Linked DNA regions of Homo sapiens: region 1 is linked to region 2. Evidence: chromatin loops called from intact Hi-C (ENCODE). Cell type or tissue: breast epithelium. All regions are shown on one strand. Each heading gives the region's core, and the rest is flanking DNA. Links, peaks and the distances in the headings are about the cores only.

Region 1 (10,019 bases), core at 2,023-7,022, 420 kb before region 2:
AGCTGGGCACAAAACTGCCCAATGCACATCACTGCTATGTGTGGCCAATACGATTAGGTTCTGGCCAATTCTGGATGTGAACAAAAATGATAGGTGTAACTTCTAGGTTTTGCTCTAAACTTCTCTCCCTCTTAGAAAATGGATATGAATGGAGGAGTAGAAGTGATCATCTTAGACCATAAAGTTAAAGCATGTGTTGAAGATGGCAGAGTAATAAGACAAATCAGAGTCCCTAACACTCCAAAACCATAATGTTAGCCCTGGACTGCTTACACTTAGACTGTTAGTTGAAGGGAAATAAACAACTCTCTTGTTTTAAGCCACTGTTATTTTGAGGTCTTGGTTACAGTAGACAAGTTTATATCATCTTAACAAATACATACCATATCTATCAAAATAAGAAATGCACATGGTCTTTCATCCAGCAACTCTGCTTCTAACTCTCTATCCTAGGGAAATAGTCACACTACTGTGTGTACAAAGGTATTCACTGCATCATTGCTTCAAATAGTGGAGAAAGGATACTAGAAAAGCGTCTGGCAATATGGGAATGGTGAGATAAACCATGGATTATCTGCATCATGAGATGCAAGGCAGCACTTGAAACAAGCGAAGCCGGTCTACATGTATCAGTATATGAAGATAAAGAAGACATTTTGGAAAGGATAAAAAAGGCAGTTGCAGAACAATATTTACAGTATGATCCCACTTAGGTAAAAGAAAAAACACAACAATATATTTGTATATGTACATGTACACATAAACATTTTAGAGAAGTGGGAAACTGTTCACAGTGGTTACCCTTTGGGAGGGAAGCCTTTCACTTTTCTCTCATTATATTTATGTATCTTATAAAATATTTGTGTATTATTGTGTTATGAAATAACTTTTTTTTTTAGTAATAACTACTCTGGGCTGGGCGCAGTGGCTCATGCCTGTAATCCCAGCACTTTGGGAGGCCGAAGTGGGCCAATCACTTGAGGTAAGGAGTTTGAGACCAGCCTGGCCAACATGGTGAAACCCCGTCTCTACTAAAAATACAAAAATTAGCCAGGCATTGTGGTGGCCGCCTGTAGTCCCAGCTACTTGGGAGGCTGAGGCAGGAGAACTGCTTCAATCTGGGAGGCGGAGGTTGCAGTGAGCCGAGATCACGCCATTACACTCCAGCCTGGGTGAAGCTACTCTGTGGAAATTTTGTTTACTAAAAAGTAAAAAAAAAACAGAAAATAAATTACCCATAACTTCACGATCAAGAGGAAGCCATTTTAAAACATTTTGGCATATTTCCTTCCAGTCCTTTTCCTACATATTTTACATACTTGAAATATTTTCTCTACATAATTTTGAATCTATGCAACATTTACCGTAAGCATTTCCTCTAATATTAAAAATTCCTTGTAGATATTTTCAATATCCAAAGAATTTTCCATGATGTAAGATGTACCAGAATTTACATCCTCCTGTTTTGAGCATTTAATTATTTCTGGTTTTTCACTATAAAAAATTATAATGAACATCTTTATGCACAAAGCCTTATCTTGGATTATTTCCCTAAGCCAAATTCCTAGAAATGAAATTACTATTTCAAAGGGCATAAACATTTTATTTTTATCTATCTATCTATTTATTTATTTAGAGACAGAGTCTTGCTCTATTGCCCAGGCTGGAACGCAGTGGCACAATCTCAGTTCACCGCAACCTCCGCCTCCCAGGTTCAAGCGATTCTCCTGCCTCAGCCTCCCGAGTAGCTGGGATTAGCCATCACACTTGGCTAATTTTTGTATTTTTAGTAGAGATGGGGTTTCACCATGTTGGCCAGGCTGGTCTCGAACTCCTGACCTCAGGTGATCCGCCCGCCTCAGCCTCCCAAAGTGCTGGGATTACAGGCATGAGCTACCGCGCCTGGCCCACCACAAACATTTTAAAGGTCTTTAACATTCAACCAGAAAATATATTCCAGAAAAATGCCCATTTCCCTAGATCTCTACCAGCACTAAATATTCTCATTTAAAAAAAAAACAAACTTTGCTAATGCAAAGTCTTCCCTTTGATCCCCAAGCCCAAGAACAGAACTCAAAGCCGTCATGATGGTGGTGAACCCCCGGAGGAGTGCACATCCCAAGGTCCCCACTCTCCCCTCCATGGTTGCTGGCATCTGCTCTCTCCAACCCTCCAGGCAAACCCCTCCAGTCACATGATTACGGAAATTCACTCAACCAGACCAGTTATTCAACCAGTTATTGATATTCACTCAAGCCAGCAGATGCTCTGCTTTTAAAAACTCTGCCTTTAGCTGATCGGAACATCTTTGGAATATTCCCCTCTCACAGGAGTAATTCCCTCTTGGTTCTATTCTGGCCTCAGTCCTGTCTGCCTCAAAGCTTTTTTTGTTTGTTTTGTTTGAAAGAGAACCATCATTTCTATCTCAACTTATTTTTTTTTTTTTTTTTTTTTTTTTTTTTGAGTCGGAGTCTGGCTCTGTCGCCCAGGCTGGAGTGCAGTGGCACGATCTCGGCTCACTGCAAGCTCCGCCTCCCGGGTTCACGCCATTCTCCTGCCTCAGCCTCCCGAGCAGCTGGGACTACAGGCGCCCACCACCACGCCCGGCTAATTTTTTGCATTTTTAGTAGAGACGGGGTTTCACCGTGTTAGCCAGGATGGTCTCGATCTCCTGACCTCGTGATCCGCCCGCCTCGGCCTCCCAAAGTGCTGGGATTACAGGCGCGAGCCACCGCGCCCGGCCCTATCTCAACTTATTTTTTAAAATGTTGACCTTGGACCATACTACATGCCCCCACCCCCATGCCACCATGTACTCCCTGGCCTCTGGCCCCTTTTACCCATCTCTGCTGCTTCCTACCTCCTTCCCGCACCATGTCCCTATCCCACAACAACTGGAAAAGGTGTTGCCTCTTTTTGCTAACATTCTCCTCAGGTAGACCACTTGTATCCTAAGTTAGGCAGGCTCTCTTTATAATGGTCTCAGTCTTTTCTGTACCTTAGACTCTTGGGCTGTCTGGTGAACCCCATCAATCTCCTCAGAATAATGGTTTTAAATATTAATACATAAAATAAAATGCATACTAATCAATTTTTTTAAAATTTGTGATATTCACCTCTGTGTGGTAAGATTTCTTTTTCTGTTTTTTTTTGAGACGTAGTCTCGCTCCGTCACCCAGGCTGGAGTGCAGTGGCATGATCTTGGCTCACCACCACCTCCACCTCCCAGGTTCAAGCAATTCTACTGCCTCAGCCTCCTGAGTAGCTGGGACTACAGGCATGAGCCACCATGCCTGGTTAATTGTTTTTTATTTTTAGTAGAGACGGGGTTTCACCGTTAAGCCAGGATGATCTCAATCTCCTGACCTCGGGATCTGCCCACCTCGGCCTCCCAAAGTGCTGGGATTACAGGCGTGAGCCACTGTGCCCAGCCTAAGATTTCTTACTGGAATTTTCTAAATTTTTCTATGATGGTTACATACACTTGCAAACTGATAACAAACAAGAACAGCCAACAAAGGACATAGCTCTCTAGAAGAGAATACTTTTTTTTTTTTTTTTTTGAGGCGCAGTCTCACTCTGTCACCAGGCTGGAGTGCAGCAGCAATCTTGGCTCACTGCAACCTCCAACTCCCAGGTTCAAGCGATTCTCCTGCCTCAGCCTCCTGAGTAGCTGAGATTACAGGTGCGCGCCACTGCACCCAGCTAATTTTTGCATTTTTAGTGGAGACTGGGTTTCACCATGTTGGCCAGGATGGTCTTGATCTCTTGACCTCGTAATCTGCCCGCCTCAGCCTCCCAAAGTGTTGGGATTACAGGCGTGAGCCACCGCGCCCAGCCGAGAATACTCTTTGTTGAGATGAGATCTACCTATAATTTCCAATTCTTCCAGTCTTAACAGAAACCTCTCAAAAGCTTCCAAATAATTCCACCCCTGCACAAGTGAATGTCCCCACTTCCCCCAAGGGAAGTGATGCTTAGCCGTAAGGAACCACTCTGCCACCTGGTGGCTATGCCTAAAACTGCAACATCCCCACCTCTAGCCCCGACCCTAGTCTACCACCTGCTGTCCTCATGCTGCAACAATGGGAAACCCTGCCCAGTGGATTAAAAAAGTAGAAACTCACTTTGGGAGGCAGAGTTGGGTGGATTGCCTGAGCTTAGGAGTTCGCGACCAGCCTGGCTAACATGGTGAAACCCCATCTCTACTAAAATACAAAAAATTAGCTGGGCGTCATGGCGTGCCCCTGTAGTCCCAGCTACATGGGAGGCTGAGGCAGAAGAATTGCTTGAACCCGGGAGGCAGAGGTGGCAGTGAGCCAAGATTGTGCCACTGCACTCCAGCCTGGGCGACACAGTGAGACTCCATCTCAAAAAAAAAAAAAAAAAAAAAAAAAAAGTAGAAACGATAATTATGGCTGGGGGATGAAGGTGCTAATCACAAATCAGGAGCTTTTATCTAGGGGCAGAGAAGAGACACTACCGGGGCAGGGAACAACTGAAGATTTGTTACAAAGCCAGTTCATGGGAGCACTTAAGTATCACATGCAGTCAGATGAGATACTATAGTCAGGAGGAGGAGAAAGCTTGTAGGGCAAGTATCAGAAAGAGATTCCCAATTAATAGAAAGGGAGCAAACACCCTTTGTAGAAAACAGTTGGAAATGGCTGAAATAGCAGAAAAGGGCCAGGCACAGGTACCTGCTGAAAATTCACACAGGAAAAGGCAATATGGCAGAGAAGGACTTTGAGCCACATGTGATGGGTGGAAAAAAAACAATTAGGTAAGAGGCCAAAGGTAAAGATAATGGGTAATAAGCAGAGACTTTGAAAAGGGAAAGGTATAGGAAAATTCCACTGCAGACTGTCCAATAAAGGTGGGAGAATAATTGAGGAGGAAGAGGAAGAACACCAAAGATAATCAGTATAACGGCATTTATTATTTATTGAGCACTTATTACATAACAGATGGGGCTCTAGATGTTTCACATGTACTTTGTACTAGTTTGTTTAATCCTACATCTACTCTATGAGATACATATTAACTTCCATTTTACAGATGAGGAAATTGAGGCACAGAGGTTAAGGAACTTGCCTAGGGTCACAGGGTAGTGCTAGCCAGGGATTTGAGCCCAATCTGGGCATGTGCTCATAATTACTAGACTATATACTGCCTGCCCTGGTGTGAGAAGAGAAGTAAGGCATAAAGTAGAAGGAACAAAAAGAAGAGAAGTCATAAAAGAGGCTGTTTGAAGGAAATCTAGAAGCATTCACTTTTTTTTTTTGTTCATTTTTACTTTTATTTAGTCATTAAGTCCTTGGACTCATAGTAAGGCTTGATGCCATATTGGTGTCACACTGCCAAGCGATCCAAAGCATATGTTAGCCTTCTATTTCAACTTCTTCGTTTACTAATGTATCACTGGACCCAGCAGGCAGCTCATCCAGACAATTTCAGTAAGGCATTTTGGTGCATAATAGGCCACAGTCCTTATAAAGTATCCAGTTTGTCTTACAGCTGAGAGATTTGAACCTGCTGTAGATGTGTCACAGCTAAATTCTTGAATGGATTTTTATCATCGGTGCCACCTCTTCCTCTGCCTCTTCTTGGTCTTTCCCAGCCACCAGTGTGACCCAGCTGGTGACTAAGAGTTGACTAATTTTACTCTGCAATAAGGGCTGGCACAACCAAACACAGGATGTATAATGATGAGCAACAAAAGAACATTAAATATGTGCTATTAAATAAGATACTGTATCTAGAATCACTTTGCAGTACTGGAACTTTCTTTGCAAATGTATAGTGTATTCAAGCATGTAAAAATGCCTTTCTAGTCAAATAAATACTTTAAAACAAACCTCTTCTATTCTGAGAATCAGTGAGGTAGTAAAACATTTCCTCTGGTCCCTATACAACTTTTCAAAAACATGTCCCTATGATATAAGCTTGTTGAGAGTCAAACTTTTATTCATTGGCTTTTCCTGAATCTAGGAATTTGGCAAAGTTTCCTCTCAAAGAAAGCTGTGCAGAGTTCCCCTCAGTGGCTTGTTTTTGTTCACATGTCTAGGAACCGTGCCCTTTCTCACACCAGCTTGTTTTGGGCAGAAAGATCTTCAGTTCCCAGGGTTCCCTCTGAACCCTTGTGTGAAGGATTCAAACTGGCAATTCACCAAATGTCTGTAAAGACAGGGCCTCCATTCGGCAATGTTCCACAATCGCACCCCTGTGTTCTTGCAGAAGTGGTGGGTGGATGCCATCTGGTTCAAGGGATTTATTTACATTTACTTTATTATTGAGGTCTGGAACATCCCATGGGCTTAGCACTATTTAATAACCCTGACCTGTCTCCTACAAAAGAAACCTTCAGAGTGGGAATCTCTCCAACATTTTCTTCCAGCTGACCCCCTTGTCATTTCACTCACTCACTCACTCATTTGAGACTCACTCTGTTGTCCACTGATGGCTCATTGCAGCCTCGCCCTCCCTGGCTCAGATGATCCTCCCACCCAACCTTCCTAAGTAGCTGGGACTACAGGTGTGTGCCACCATGCCTGGCTAATTTTTAAATATTTTTTTTAGAGACAGGGTCTCCCTATGTTGCCCAGGGTGCTCTCGAACTCCTGGGCTCAAGCGATCCTCCTGCCTCAGTCTCCCAAAGCGCTGGGATTACAGGCATGAGCCACTGCGACTGGCATCTTTTTATGCATTTGAAGAAACTTTGATTATTAGTCCTCAGAGTGCCCTGCATGGTGCTTCTCAAATTCCATCCTGAGCCCTCTGAGGCCTTGCTGGCGCCTGCTGACATCTTCCTGGGCTCCCATGTTCTGGGCTTCGCTGCTGCTGCTGCTGCTGCTGCTTTCCCGAGATGACTTTTTAGAATAGAGTGACCAGGTATTTGCTCAGGCGCCTGTCCCCTCTGACTCAGGCACACGCTCTTCATAGAAATATTATCCTAGAGTCAGTTTTCAGGCCTCCTATGGGTTGCTTTATTCTGTACAGAGTTTCTGCCTGCTGCTCATCTAAGTGCCCACAACTGGGCACAGCTCATGCTCGTCTACACGTGCAGTGAATTTTTGACTTCTGGAGGTGTTCCCCTGCTCCCCGTTGTAACCCCTTGGTTTTGGGTTGTAATTATGTGGTGCTGCACTGACCACAGGGGGCTTGTCACGCCTTTCCTCATCACAGAACTCACTCAACCAGTTCCTGTCCCGAGGTCTGACATTAATCTGCTTTGGGAAGTCTTCCCCAAGTCTGACAACTGCAACCTGCCTTGATGGCATATTCTGCCAATGGGTGTTGGGAATAAAAACATGTTTTTATTACAAACACCTATGGGGATAGCAGGTCTCTCAGCACTCACAGGCTCCAGCCTTGTTCCCTCAAAAGTTCCCTTTGCTTACTTCCTTTTTCTTTTTCTTTTTTTGAGACAGAGTCTCACTTTGCTGCCCTGGCTGGAGTGCACTGGCACGATCTCGGCTCACTGCAATCTCCGCCTCCCAGGTTCAAGCGATTCTCCTGCCTCAGCTTCCCGAGTAGCTGGGATTACAGGTGTGTGCCATCACACCTGGCTGACGGAGTTTCACCACGTTGGCCAGGCTGGTCTTGAACTCCTGACCTCAGGTGATCTGCCTGCCGTGGCCTCCCAAAGTGCTGGGATTACAGGCATAAGCCACCGTGCCTGGCCTCTTAATTCCTTTTTCTAGGACCAGAGTGGCAACAGGAGGCCCTGACAGGCCTCCTATTGCTAGCCCAGATGGCCCTGTCCTCTGGGCAGATACAGTCCTCTTCAGGCTCACTGCTGGGTAACAGAAGCTCCATTCACTTCCTTAGTAGTACACAACTGTACATGGTGGTAATGAATTGTGATTATGTAAAAATGACCCACATCAAAATGGGTAGAAAACATCTATTTGTCTATTTGGTAGGTAGGTTCGAGCGCTCTTACATTGTCTCCACCATTTACTTTCCTCCCAACCTTTTGAGGGTGGACTCATGACATAAATCTTAAGCATGCAGGTTGATGACTTTTTACATAAGTACACACCCAATTAACCACCACCCAGATGAAAACAGAGAACACTTCTTGTGTCTCAGAGACTCATGCTCCTCCCCAGTCAACACGGCCTCCCCAGCCACTGATCTAACAGAAGCCTGAGAGCTCCACAAGGGCCCAAGCAGGCTCTAGGACTCCACAGACAGGCCCAGAGCTGCTCTTCACCCATAACCTGCACCAGCCCTGGGGGCTCCCTGCTGCAGTCCACCCTGGAGCATTAGAGCCTCTGCTTTCCCCAGGGATGTGTGTTAGGTGATTTCAGGCCACTTGGAGGGAGAGCATGAAAGGGCAGCAGGAGATCACAGATCTTTCTGGCAGTGGAAGGAGAAAAACCCAGAAGCCAGAATAGGAGGAGGTCACAAGGAAGACCCTGGGAGGAATTCTTTTTCAGTTTTAAAACAACAAGTTTTTGTTGTTGTTGCTAAATGTTTCTTTGTGAGAAGAAAGCCTGCTAGCAACCTCCAATGTAGGGGGAGAGATGGGGAAGAAGAAATCTTGAGGGAGGTGGAAACCTAAGCAGATCCTTGCCTGGGAACAGCCACCATGTAAGTTTAGCTCAAGAGCTCCAGGAAGCATCTGGCAGGCCTGGGACTGACAGGCAGCAAAGCACAGTGGTTCAGAGAGTGGATTCCAGGCCTCTATCACTCACTCAGGTGACCTTGGCCTGGTTACTTAAAAAAAAAAAATCTTGCTATGACAGTTTCCCCATTTGTAAAATGGGGTATTATAGCCTACCTTGTAGGATTGTTGCAAGGATGAAATGAATTAACACAGGAAAACATTTAGAATAGTGCCTGTATATTCAAAGTGCTAAGAATTAGCTGCTATTAGATTGAGCCTCACGAAATTGCCAATATTCAACCATTTTAATCTACAAAAACAACTGCATATGATTCAACCTAACATATTATTATGATTCTATTACACTAGCCCAGGCTGAGGGCAGGAATTGTCAAGAGTCCCCACCTACCACAAAAGAGGCTTTGGCCCAGCTCTGCTGGCAGCTCGCATTTCAAGCTGCCACGGGCCCGGAGGATCCAGCCATTCTGCTCCCAGAGTACTATGTGCAAATGTGCCTCAGGCTCCTTTGCCCAGCGGTCTCAGGAAGGAAACCTCTCAGTGTGATCTCCTTTGTCAGTTTTTGGTCCTCTCTGCCAGGCAGCGGCCCTAGACAACTGCTTGGCCAGGGAGAAGCACGCACCCTTCCTGCTGGGGGCTTTTGTCGCAGCTGGGACCCAGCCCTTTGCCCCTGTGTACTCTGATGCCTCCTCTCCAAACCAGTTTCCCTCAGTATGAACCTTGTATGGTTTACTCATTATGTTAAAAACCACTTAATTAGAAAAGTGGGTTTTTAAAGCTCGCCTCATTGCTTCCAGGACTCGTGAATACACTAAAGGAAGTATTAATATTAATGATAATAAGCTCACTGTTTCGAGGTCTATATATCAAGTACACTATTCTAACTGTCTCACATGTATTTGTTTCTTTATTCTCATCATAGCCCAAGGAGGTAGGTACTATTGCCCCATTTATAGATAAGAAAACGGAGGCACAGAGAAACAAGTTACTTACTTACAGCTGCATGTTTAGGAAAGTGTGAGAGCTGGGATCCGACCCCAGGCAGTCTGGCTCCAAAGACCATGGTTTAACCACTGTACTACTCTGCACAGTCCCTAACCTTGACAGGAAGATATCTGCTTCCTCTCTGAACCCCTTACTGGCTCCCTTTATATCTGGCTCTTTTTCCCTGTTCTTCAAGTGTAACCAGTTTGCTGGTCTGCTAAAACTGCTGCAACTACCACTTTTATTTCTGTAACCACTTCAGCTGGTTTTTCTCTGAGTCACTTAACGTGGCTTTTAGCCCTAAAACTTCTCTCCTAGGCTGGACATGTTTGGTTTTTTACAATACCTGTATTCATCTACAGAGCTTCCTTCACAGTGATTTCACTACAAGCAGCCCTTCAGC
Region 2 (10,019 bases), core at 1,800-6,799:
TGAAGATAGTATCTGTGTTTCCTGGAGGCAACTGCCACCTACCTTTCTCAGCCAGTCTCAACTCGCAGGAAGATTATTAGTCAGAGGATTACCGCTACACCCTGCTCCTGGGAGGGCGCCTCTCCTCCCACAGTACTCTGGGGGTAGCTGAAAACCCTTTAGTACCACCTGTTTCAGTGGCACACTGAGGCTGCAAAGTTGCATTTTTTCTTCTCCAATATTTTCAAATGCTTCTTATTCAGTGTCAAATATGATAAATTCTTGCCAATATGCAAAAGCTCTGGGTAATGGACACACCATGGGGCATAATCATAACAACATGTTACAATTATATAGCATTTCGGTTTCCAAAGTACTTGCGATGGAAGGGGAAGGAGAAAGCAAGCTAATGCACTGAGTGCTTGCCCTATGTTAGTCACTTTCCCATGTTATAGCATTTAATTTTCACTGTGTAATTACTGAGGAGGAATCACTATTCTCATTCTGTGGATGAACAAACTGAAAGTTAGAGGTGATAGGAAGTTCCTGAGGTGCCAGAGTGTGGCAGGAAGAACACAGCAGATGCTGGGCGTGCAGTGGGGGTTTGGGTAAGGAAACAGGCTGCAGAGGAAGATGTGGTGAGGGCTTCCAGGGCTTGAAGCATGTCTGGCTCTACTCAGAACAAAAAGAGGAACTGTTGGAGGCTTTTGAGCAGGAATTTCTCGATGTTCTAGGAAGATTATTCTGGATTGTGATTAGGGTGCCCTAGAAGAGAGAGGCTGGGAAAAGGAAGATCTGGTTATATTTTGGTTTTGCCCTTTTTTAGGGAAAAGGTCGGGGGGGGGGGGTTCACTGTGATGAGAAGTGAAATATAATGAATGAGGCAGTGGGAATGGAAAAAAGGGGTGGATTCTAGAAGCAGTGAAGATGAAATCTACAGCCCCAAGGAGCACTACTGTGAATGTTTGCACTATACTGTCCTCTTGGTCAGTGTCATAATAAACCTGCAGATCTCTGGTATCACCTATGTCATTAGTGCTCATCTAGGGAACGTCATCTGCAGATTTATTATGACACTTTTCTGTAGTAGCGTGTCATATTCCAACAGAATCAGTTAATTATGACAGTCTTCCCAGGAGATGAGAGTAAAGCACCAGGAGAAAGGGGCACCTTCCTCGAATTTGTATAAAGGTGCTGCATGGGCTAGCACCGAGCAGCTCTTAACCTAAGAGTTAGGAGAATTATTTTAACTATAATTTATTTAATTATTATTATTATTATTTTTTTTGGAGATGGAGTCTAGCTCTGTCGCCCAGGCTGGAGTGCAGTGGCGCGATCTCGGCTCACTGCAACCTCCGCCTCCTGGGGTCAAGCGATTCTCCTGCCTCAGCCTCCTGAATAGCTGGGATTACAGGTGCCCGCCACGAAGCCTGGCTCATTTTTGTATTTTTAGTAGAGACAGGGTTTCACCATGTTGGCCAGGCTGGTCTCAAACTCCTGATCTCAGATGATCCGCCAACCTCAGCCTTGCAAAGTGCTGGGATTACAGGCGTGAGCCACTGCGCCCAGCCCAGCCTAACTTATTTAATTTTAATTTTATTCAGAGCTTTAGATATTCTTGGGATTTCCAGGTGGAGATCCCTTTAAAAAGCAGGTAGAAGAAAACCCAGTAAAGGGAAATCAAGAAAGAAAAAGAAAGTAGGAATAGCAAACTAAAAGAAAAACTTGGAGGTGGTGTTCCTTGAGGGAACTGAAAGTTAGAGGCGAACACAAGTAAAAAACTGTTAGTACTAAAAAGAGAATTTAATAAGGTGACAGAATACAAGATACAGATTTTCAGATACATAAAAATCAATAGCTTTCTTACTCTACTGGCCACAATCAGTTAAAAACTGAAATGGAAAATAATCTCATTCATAATAACTAGCAATAAATTTAACAAGATAAAACATTTATGGGTGGTGGCTGATGCTTGTAATCCCAACACTTTGGGAGGCTGAGGTGGGATCGCTTGAGCCCAGGAGTTTGAGACCAGCCTTTTTTTTTTTTTTAGAGACAGGGTCTTGCTCTGTCGCCCAGGCTGGAGTACAGTGGCACATCTCAGCTCACTGTCGCCTTGACCTTCCAGGCTCAAGTCATCCTCCCACCTCAGCCTCCCAAGTAGCTGGGACTACCAGTGTGTGCCATCACACCCAGCTAATTTTTGTATTTTTGGAAGAGACAGGGTTTCATCATGTTGCTCAGGCTGGTCTTGAACTCCAGAGCTCAAGCAATCCACCCGCCTTGGCCTCCCAAAGTGCTGGAATTATAGGTGTCAGCCACCATGCCTGGCCAATAAAGGATAAACATAGATTTTTAATTAAGTGAGGAAAGGGTAGATTCAATAAATCAAATTGGGACAAGTGACCATCTATATGGAAGAAAATAAAGTTAGATTCCTACCCTTTCACCATATACTAAATTAAATTCTAGATTGATTAAAAGATACAAATAGATAACATAAAATTTTAAAAATAACTAAAGGAGCTGGGCATGGTGGCACTTTAGTCCCAGCTACTCAGGAGGCTGAGGCAGGATAATCTCTTGAACCCAGGAGTTCAAGGCTAGCCTGGGAACACAGTGAGATCCTGTCTCAAAAAAAAAAAAGCTAGAGGAACTACTCCAAACCATAGAGAGTTCACATATATTCATGAGTTCTCACCTGTATAAAAATGTGTCTGTAAATGTGAGACTTTAGATAAATTAGTCAATCCCTTGGCACATCAGTTTCCTCATCTTTGAAATGGATATAAAAACAGTATCTACCCTAAGTGACTGTTGTGAGGACTGAGAAATGAGTATTTTTATAATCTTTGGGACAAGGAAGGCTTCCTAGAGGCTATAAAGGAAAAATGGACAGATTTGACCAATATTTGCATATACGAGACAAATAATCAGTATTTCTAATATATAAGCCTCTGTTTGAATTAACAAAAAACTTTTTTTTTTTTTTTTTTGAGACAGGCTCTCATTCTGTCACCCAGGCTGAAGTGCAGTGGTACAATCACGGCTCACTGTGGCCTTGACCTCCCCGGGCTCAGGTGATCCTCCCACCTCAGCTGCCAGAGTAGCTGGGACTACAGGTGTGCACCACCATATATGGCTAATTTTTTGTATTTTTTGTAGAGCTAGGGTTTCTCCATGTTGCCCAGGGTAGATAAAAAAATTTTTAATGGGGAAAAAATATGAACAAGGAATTCACAGAAAAGTATTATAAATATAAATGGCCTATAAACCATTTGAAAAGACATGCAATTTGACTAATAATCAATGAAATGCAACTTGAAATGAGATACTATTATTTAGTTTTCTAACTGGCAAAACATTGACAACATCCAGTGTCAATGATCAACATATGCTGTTAATGAAAGTATAAGCTGGTATAAGTTTATGAAGACAATTTGGTTGCATTTATTAAAATTTAAAATGCACATGCCCTTTGACTCAGCGAGTCCATTTCCAAGAATATATCTTACAGAAAAAAAGTATATCTATATAAAGATATGTGTATATGAATCTCTCAGGTACATATTTTTGTAATAGCAAAAAAAAAAAAAACCCACAACAACCCTAGAAAATGGTTAAATTATAGAAGAGTCACAGAATCAACTAATATAAAATCCTCAAAAATATATAGAGAGGGTTTAATTATGTTTTCCCAAAATCCACATTTTCCTGGAACCTCAGAACATGACCTTGGAGATAGGGTGGCCACAGATGTAGTCATTTAAGATGAGGTCATACTGAAGTAGGATGAGCCCTGAATCCAATCTGAATGATGTCCTTAGAAGAAGACAGAAGACACAAAGACACACATAGAAAGCAGATGGCCACGTGAAGATAAAGGCAGAGGCTGAAGTTATGCTGACACAGCCAAGGAATGCCAAGGACTGCTGAAAACCACCAGAAACTGGAAGAGGCCAGGAAGGATTCTTCCCTAGAGCCTTTGAGAGGGGACGTGGCCCTATCAACCTGGATTTCTGACTTCTAGACTCCACAACTGTGAGGTACTGGATTTCTGTTGTTTTAAGCTGCTCGGCCTGTGATGCTTTGTTTCAGCAGCCTTAGAAACTAATACAATGTGTCTAGCCAAAAATATGTATATGAGATCTTTTGTATGTGTGTGAACAAAAAAGTATTTCTATTTATATATATTAAGTATATCTATTTGTATAGACATGGAAAAACTCAGAAGGATGTATACCAAGTTATTATTAGCAGTTGCTTGAGTAGAAAAGTTAAAAGGATAGAGATGAGAAATATTACTTTATTATAAGTATTTTTAAATATCAAAATATTACACCTCTTACTGTCTTTGTATGCATGTATTTTATGTACTTTCCAAGTCAAAATGTCCTTGGAGATCATGAAAACTGAAGCTGAGAATTCAATGCTGAAGTGTAGAGGTAAATCATCTCAGAAGGCTGGCCCCAGAGAGGTATCTGACAGGAGCAGAGGTGGCCAGGCTGGTGGCCCGCAAAGAAGGAAGGGAAGTAACAAGAAAAAAGGATCACTGGAATGGGGTAGCCTATGCCATCCACCTGAACTAAGGGAGCCCAAACTTTAAAAGAAAGAACTACTTTTGATTTCTCTGTAGCCTGAGATCACCAAGGTGGATAAAGCATAAGCTTAGAGAGAGGAACGGGCAAACGGTGAACTAGGGGTGGAGGTAGGGTGCAGGCTCCTCTTCCTCTCCCCACAGAGTCCCTGACAACAGAAAGAGATGTGGCCAGACTCCAGCTTGGCCTCTGTCCATCTGAAAAGGTTTTGTCTGACGTGTTCTCTATACAACTGGCTGGAGCCATCATGCCACAAAGTGAACAAAATTCCATCCTGGGAAACAGCCAACAGCACACAGCCAGCCGAGCCCATGCCACCCTAGTTTACGGCTTTTGACTACCTAATATGCTGCATCTCACTTCTTTCCAGCCCTCCTGTTTCTAACCACTTTTCCTGAAGCACCAGACAGAAAAGTCAGCGTAAATTATATAGCAACTTCCTACTTTTAATTTCTAAGGCTTCTTTACTCCAGATATCCCTCATACCAGATATTTTAAACATTTTTTAAAGGTATGACAGAGAAGAGAAATCCTACATATAAAAGTTCAATAAAGCTTATAACTTGTATTTCAAGTTTTCACTATGATTTGGAATGATTTCACTGTTGGAGATGTCAAAAACAGTCTCTCAGACAAAACACAGCCTTGAAGTCAACGTGCAGAGACCATAACTATCCACCCTTCTTTACAAGTTGGGCACTGGGCAGAAAAATGGATGGGCCAGCGTCTCACCCATCAGGGAGCTTCCTGGTGCCTGAGAGTTATTTACAAGAAAACTCACTTAGGCTGGTTCTCTGTAGACAACCATAACATATCCTGGAATTCTGAGTGGGGAGAGTACTGTTACATAGATTATTTACCTGGCAAAAACAAAACAAAACAAAACAAAACAAAACAAAACAAAAGATTTCTTTCCAGGACAAAAAACTCCCTCTGGATAAAAAGGATAGGGAAGAAAGAAAAGAACAAAGCCAATACTAGCTCTACAAGAGCAGTGGTTTTGTCTGTTTTGTTCACTGCTTTGTTGAGAACAGTGCCTGGCATATATAGCAGGGTCTCAATAAACATTTACTGAATGAGTGAATGAAGTTGGGGAGAGGGAGGAAGGGATGGAAGGAGGAAAAGAAGGAGGGAGGAAGGCAGGAAGGCAGGCAGGAAGGCTGATTTTTCAGAAGCTTTAACAATAGAATTAAGTCCATGGGGAGAAAAATCAAATGAGCAATCTGGATTCACAGAAACCTCAAAATAAAGATTAAATAAATATAACTTCATCATTTCTTGCATTATAAATATAGCCAAGAAAACCCTGCAAAGCCCATGACAAAGTTCCCATGACTTTCACTAGTGTGTGCTCAATATTTAATCAGGCTGCTCTCCAGAAGCTTGTTTGTGCATAGCACCTCTTCTAGTACCCCGGGCATGAGGCAGGGGTGAAGCCTTGACAATGAAGGAGGCTTCTGCCAGGTCCCTGCATGTGTGGCACCATGCCCAGAGCCATTTTCACACACCGTAGAGGGAAAGAGCCCAAGAAATCATTTCACCAACAGCCTTGCCTCCAGGAAGCAATGCATTTGAACCACTCCAAACCACAGAGAAAGTCTATTTTCATGAGTTCTCACTTGTACAAAAATTTGTTTCTAAATGTGAAAATTTATTATCAAAAACACAGCAAAAGAAAAAATTAAAAATAAATAAATGTGAGACTTCAGATAAGTCAGTCAATCCCCTTGCACATCAGTTTCCTCATCTTTGAAATGAACATAAAAACAGTATCTACCTTATGTGACTGCTGTGAAGACTGAGAAATAAACTGCACGGCACAGTACCTGGTATACAGTAAGTGCTTGACAGAGCTGTTATTATCACAGAAGGTAAGCTTATTTTGCAAATAAAAGAGGAAGGTTTTCCTTGCGGTCTAAGCAGTTCATCTTTGAGCACAGATCTGGACTCTCTAAGTCTTACTAGATTCTTAGTTTGAGGCCAATAAATGATTTGCTATTTCCAAAACTTCTTGATGTTGCTGGATCTACTTCATCCTTCCTTTGAAGGTTACGGGATGCATCGAGTTCCAAATGTGTGCCTTTTCACTGTATGTGAGAACTATCCCAGGCTTCCTCAGTAGAAATGAATATGTTATTTTTAAGTTGGCCAGAAAATGACCAAAGTAAAAAAAATAATTGGCTGAACATGCTAGCGCCTGGCTTGACTGAGGGCAGAGATGGCAGGCTGTAAGTGTGATATCTTGGACAGAATGCTAGAGGGAGTTAAGAAACTAGGGTTCAAGTGTGATTTTGCCACTTTTAGCTGGGTAAGCAAGCTCCTTTACCTCTCCTGGCCTCAGTTACCTCTTTTATAAAATGGGGTATGTACTAGATTAACTCTAAAATTCTTTTCTGGCTTTAAGACTCAATGATTCCATGGAAATGGTAAAAACCAAGGGGATGGCCGGCAGGAGTAAAGTGACTATAAAGATATGAAGCCAGGAGGGGAGAAAAGCAGTAAGAATGTGAATGTAAAGAGAAAACTCTGGGTCAGTAAGAGGAAGGATTAAGTCAGTCAAATATTATCCATAAGGGTGCAGACTAGGGAGGATGAACTGGGCTGAATGTCAGGGTGCAGACTAGGGAGGATGAACTGGGCTGAATGTCTAAGACAACACCAGGTCGGGAAAATTCTAAAGGGTCAGAAGCTTGGAAGACCACTTATCTTTGGAACAGCCAGAAAGAATATTGTCTCTTCAGGGACTAGGGAGTTAAGAGAAAGTAACTGATGATCCGAGAGAGACAGTGGTAGAACTCCAACATCAGACTTAAAGCTAGACTCTTCAGGTCTACTGCACAGCTACAGACTACTCACATCAGAGGCGAAGGGCTCAGACTCTGAAGACTGGCTGCCTGGGTTCAAATCATGGCTCCGTGACCAGACCTGGGACCTTGAGCAAGTGACCTAACCATACTGTGCCTCAGTGTCCTCATCTGTAAAATGGGCATAAAACCTGAAGCTACCCTATAGGGATGTTGTCAAGATTAAATAAGCCGATATATGGAAAGCCCCCTGAACAGGGTCTGGCATCTGGTAAGTAATAAACAACTGTCAGTTTATTTACTTATTTTTTGCTGCAGAGCGGGATGTTTCCATGACTCGCTGCAAAGTCACTTCATTCTTCTTATTGAGAGCATTTAGGGGCAGGATTTCCTATCTAAGGCTGAAATCTAGAAAAAGAACCCCACCTCTGTCACCTTTTTGTTCCCTGGGTGGGGTCAGGGGAAACTTCCAGTCATTGGTGGTGGTGCCTCTTGTACATCACCAAGGCTGCAGCTGCCCTCCATCATTCCCGAGGTGCCACTGCAAGGAGCACCAGATGACCCTGGGAGTGTGAGACAGGCCAGCACTTCAGGAAACCATATGGGGTTTCCTTTCGGGAATCTGTCACACCATTCTCCCCTTGCATTTACTTTAAATGTATGGCCAACTAATCCTAACCTGAAGGTAGTTGTTTTTTGATACCAGGACATTAAAAAATGATATATTTTTACTTTTCCTGCCCTCTTACAGGCCCAGATTAAGTTGCACTTAATTCTCCCTCATGTGTTTCTGTTTACTCTTCATATAATTACGTGTTTTTAACTTTTCTTCCAAATGCTACGCAAAATGCTGTTAGTTTCACATGTCTACAGCTTCCCAGAATTATCATACATAGGAAAATATGGTGCTTCCACATCCACATTTACAAGTAAAAACAGCACTTTAATAGAATCAACAACATTAAAGAGCTAAAGCCACACCCTTCCAATGCTCACTCGCTCTCTCTACAACTGAGCTCCAAGGACTCATTTTATTTCCATCTGCAAGGCAAAATATTGATTTGAAGTAGTCCAAATAATCCAGCTTGTTTACAAGACACTAATGTTTCTGGAATGTTTAAACTATGATTTAGAGAAGAAGCGAGCAGTGTTCATTGACGATGCCCCATTTCTCAGTTCAACCGTGTATGGAGATTTACTTTATAGGACTGGGGAAGAAGATAATGCCATCAACCAGGTCAGGAAAACTCATCAGGAGTTGCCGTTAGGGAGGCTTTGAGGGGAAGACAGTCAGGAAAGGAGACTGGTGTGTCTGAGGAAGAGGCACAGACTGGCCTAACTGACAAGTTTCTCTCGCTGTTTCCTCCAAACACTTTGAACCGTTCTAATAGGAGTTTGAGACTGCATTTTTTTTTTTTTAGCTCTGTTGGTGACATTTCAAAAGCAACCTTCCCAATAAATACAAGGAAGTTACATCTGAAATTTTCAAATGAAATATCTGAGCTGTTGATTTTTTAAAAAAAAACAAAAACTCCTGAGGTGGAATTCTTGTCTTACAATGTTCCCTTCCTCTGATTTTGATACAATTTTGGAAACCTTTCCATGACTTCCTCAAGTATACAAAAATAGCTTTCGATGGAGACCCAATCCAAGGGATGATTTTTATGACTCATTAGATCTTAAAGAATGACATTATGAGACCATCCTGGCTAACACGGTGAAACCCTGTCTCTACTAGAAATACAAAAAATTAGCCGGGCGTGGTGGCGGGCACCTATAGTCCCAGCTACTCAGGAGGCTGAGGCAGGAGAATGGCGTGAACCCAGGAGGCAGAGCTTGCAGTGAGCCAAGATCGCACCACTGCACTCCAGCCTGGGCGACAGAGCGAGACTCCAACTCAAAAAAAAAGAGAATGACATTATGATTATAAAGCTTAAATACATTTTTTCTGAAAGCATTTTTCCTAAAATTTAAGACACATTCTAAAAGTTTCGGATCATGGTTACACAATAAATTCTATAATCCATTTGTGATATTAATACACATATTATTCTACATTGCCAAATAAGATAAACATCACCAAAAAAATCCCAAAATAATATCCCCCTTTCTCAAAAAGTAAATTTCTTTACACACACACACACACACACAAAATTGGAGGCAGGGTCTCGCTATGTTGCCCAGGCTGGTCTTGAACTCCTGGGCTCAACCAATCCTTTTGCCTCAGCTTCCCAAATTGCTAGGATTATAGTTGTAAACCACCACACCCAGCCTGAAAAAGTAAATTTCAACTCTTATTACATGTTAACACTGTTCTCAAAAGGAAACCCCTCAAATAGTCTATCAGACTATGAATTCTTATGCCACCGATGCACTGTTACTAAATTTATGTGTTTTTTAATTTCTACTTACTGGCAAAATTGATATACTTTAGAGGACTAAATTAAATGAGCTGTGACAGACAGAAGGACTAAACTGAAAGAGTGGGATATACCCAGACAAAAACCTAGCCCAATAGGCCAAGGACTGTTAGAGGACCTTTAGAAGCAAGCTGAACTCGGTTGCTTTCAATAAACCAATACCTATGTATTAAATATGCATTATGGACAGGAATCACAGGAGAGAAAAGGATGAGATA

The links. Peaks named below come from ENCODE experiments on the same cell type or tissue, not always from the same donor. Only the 100,000 strongest peaks of a DNase experiment are listed, where the experiment ranks them.
Region 1: it touches region 2 in a loop (16-fold over the local background); 1 of 110 quality-filtered maps calls a loop at or near these places.

What each region holds. Positions count from the first base shown.
Region 1 is chr6:37,319,921-37,329,939 of GRCh38, reverse strand. All of the region lies in intron 12 of TBC1D22B (TBC1 domain family member 22B), which reads right to left. Among named protein-coding and RNA genes, the nearest start is that of RNF8, 29 kb to the left of the region's middle. In breast epithelium, for the core only: a CTCF peak has its summit at 4,016 (motif pointing left); a DNase peak (open chromatin) is centred at 4,009.
Region 2 is chr6:36,902,739-36,912,757 of GRCh38, reverse strand. All of the region lies in intron 4 of C6orf89 (chromosome 6 open reading frame 89), which reads right to left. Among named protein-coding and RNA genes, the nearest start is that of C6orf89, 22 kb to the right of the region's middle. RefSeq lists a silencer at 3,671-3,965. In breast epithelium, for the core only: no CTCF peak of the experiment used is centred there; DNase peaks (open chromatin) are centred at 4,767 and 6,027; H3K27ac peaks cover 885 bases.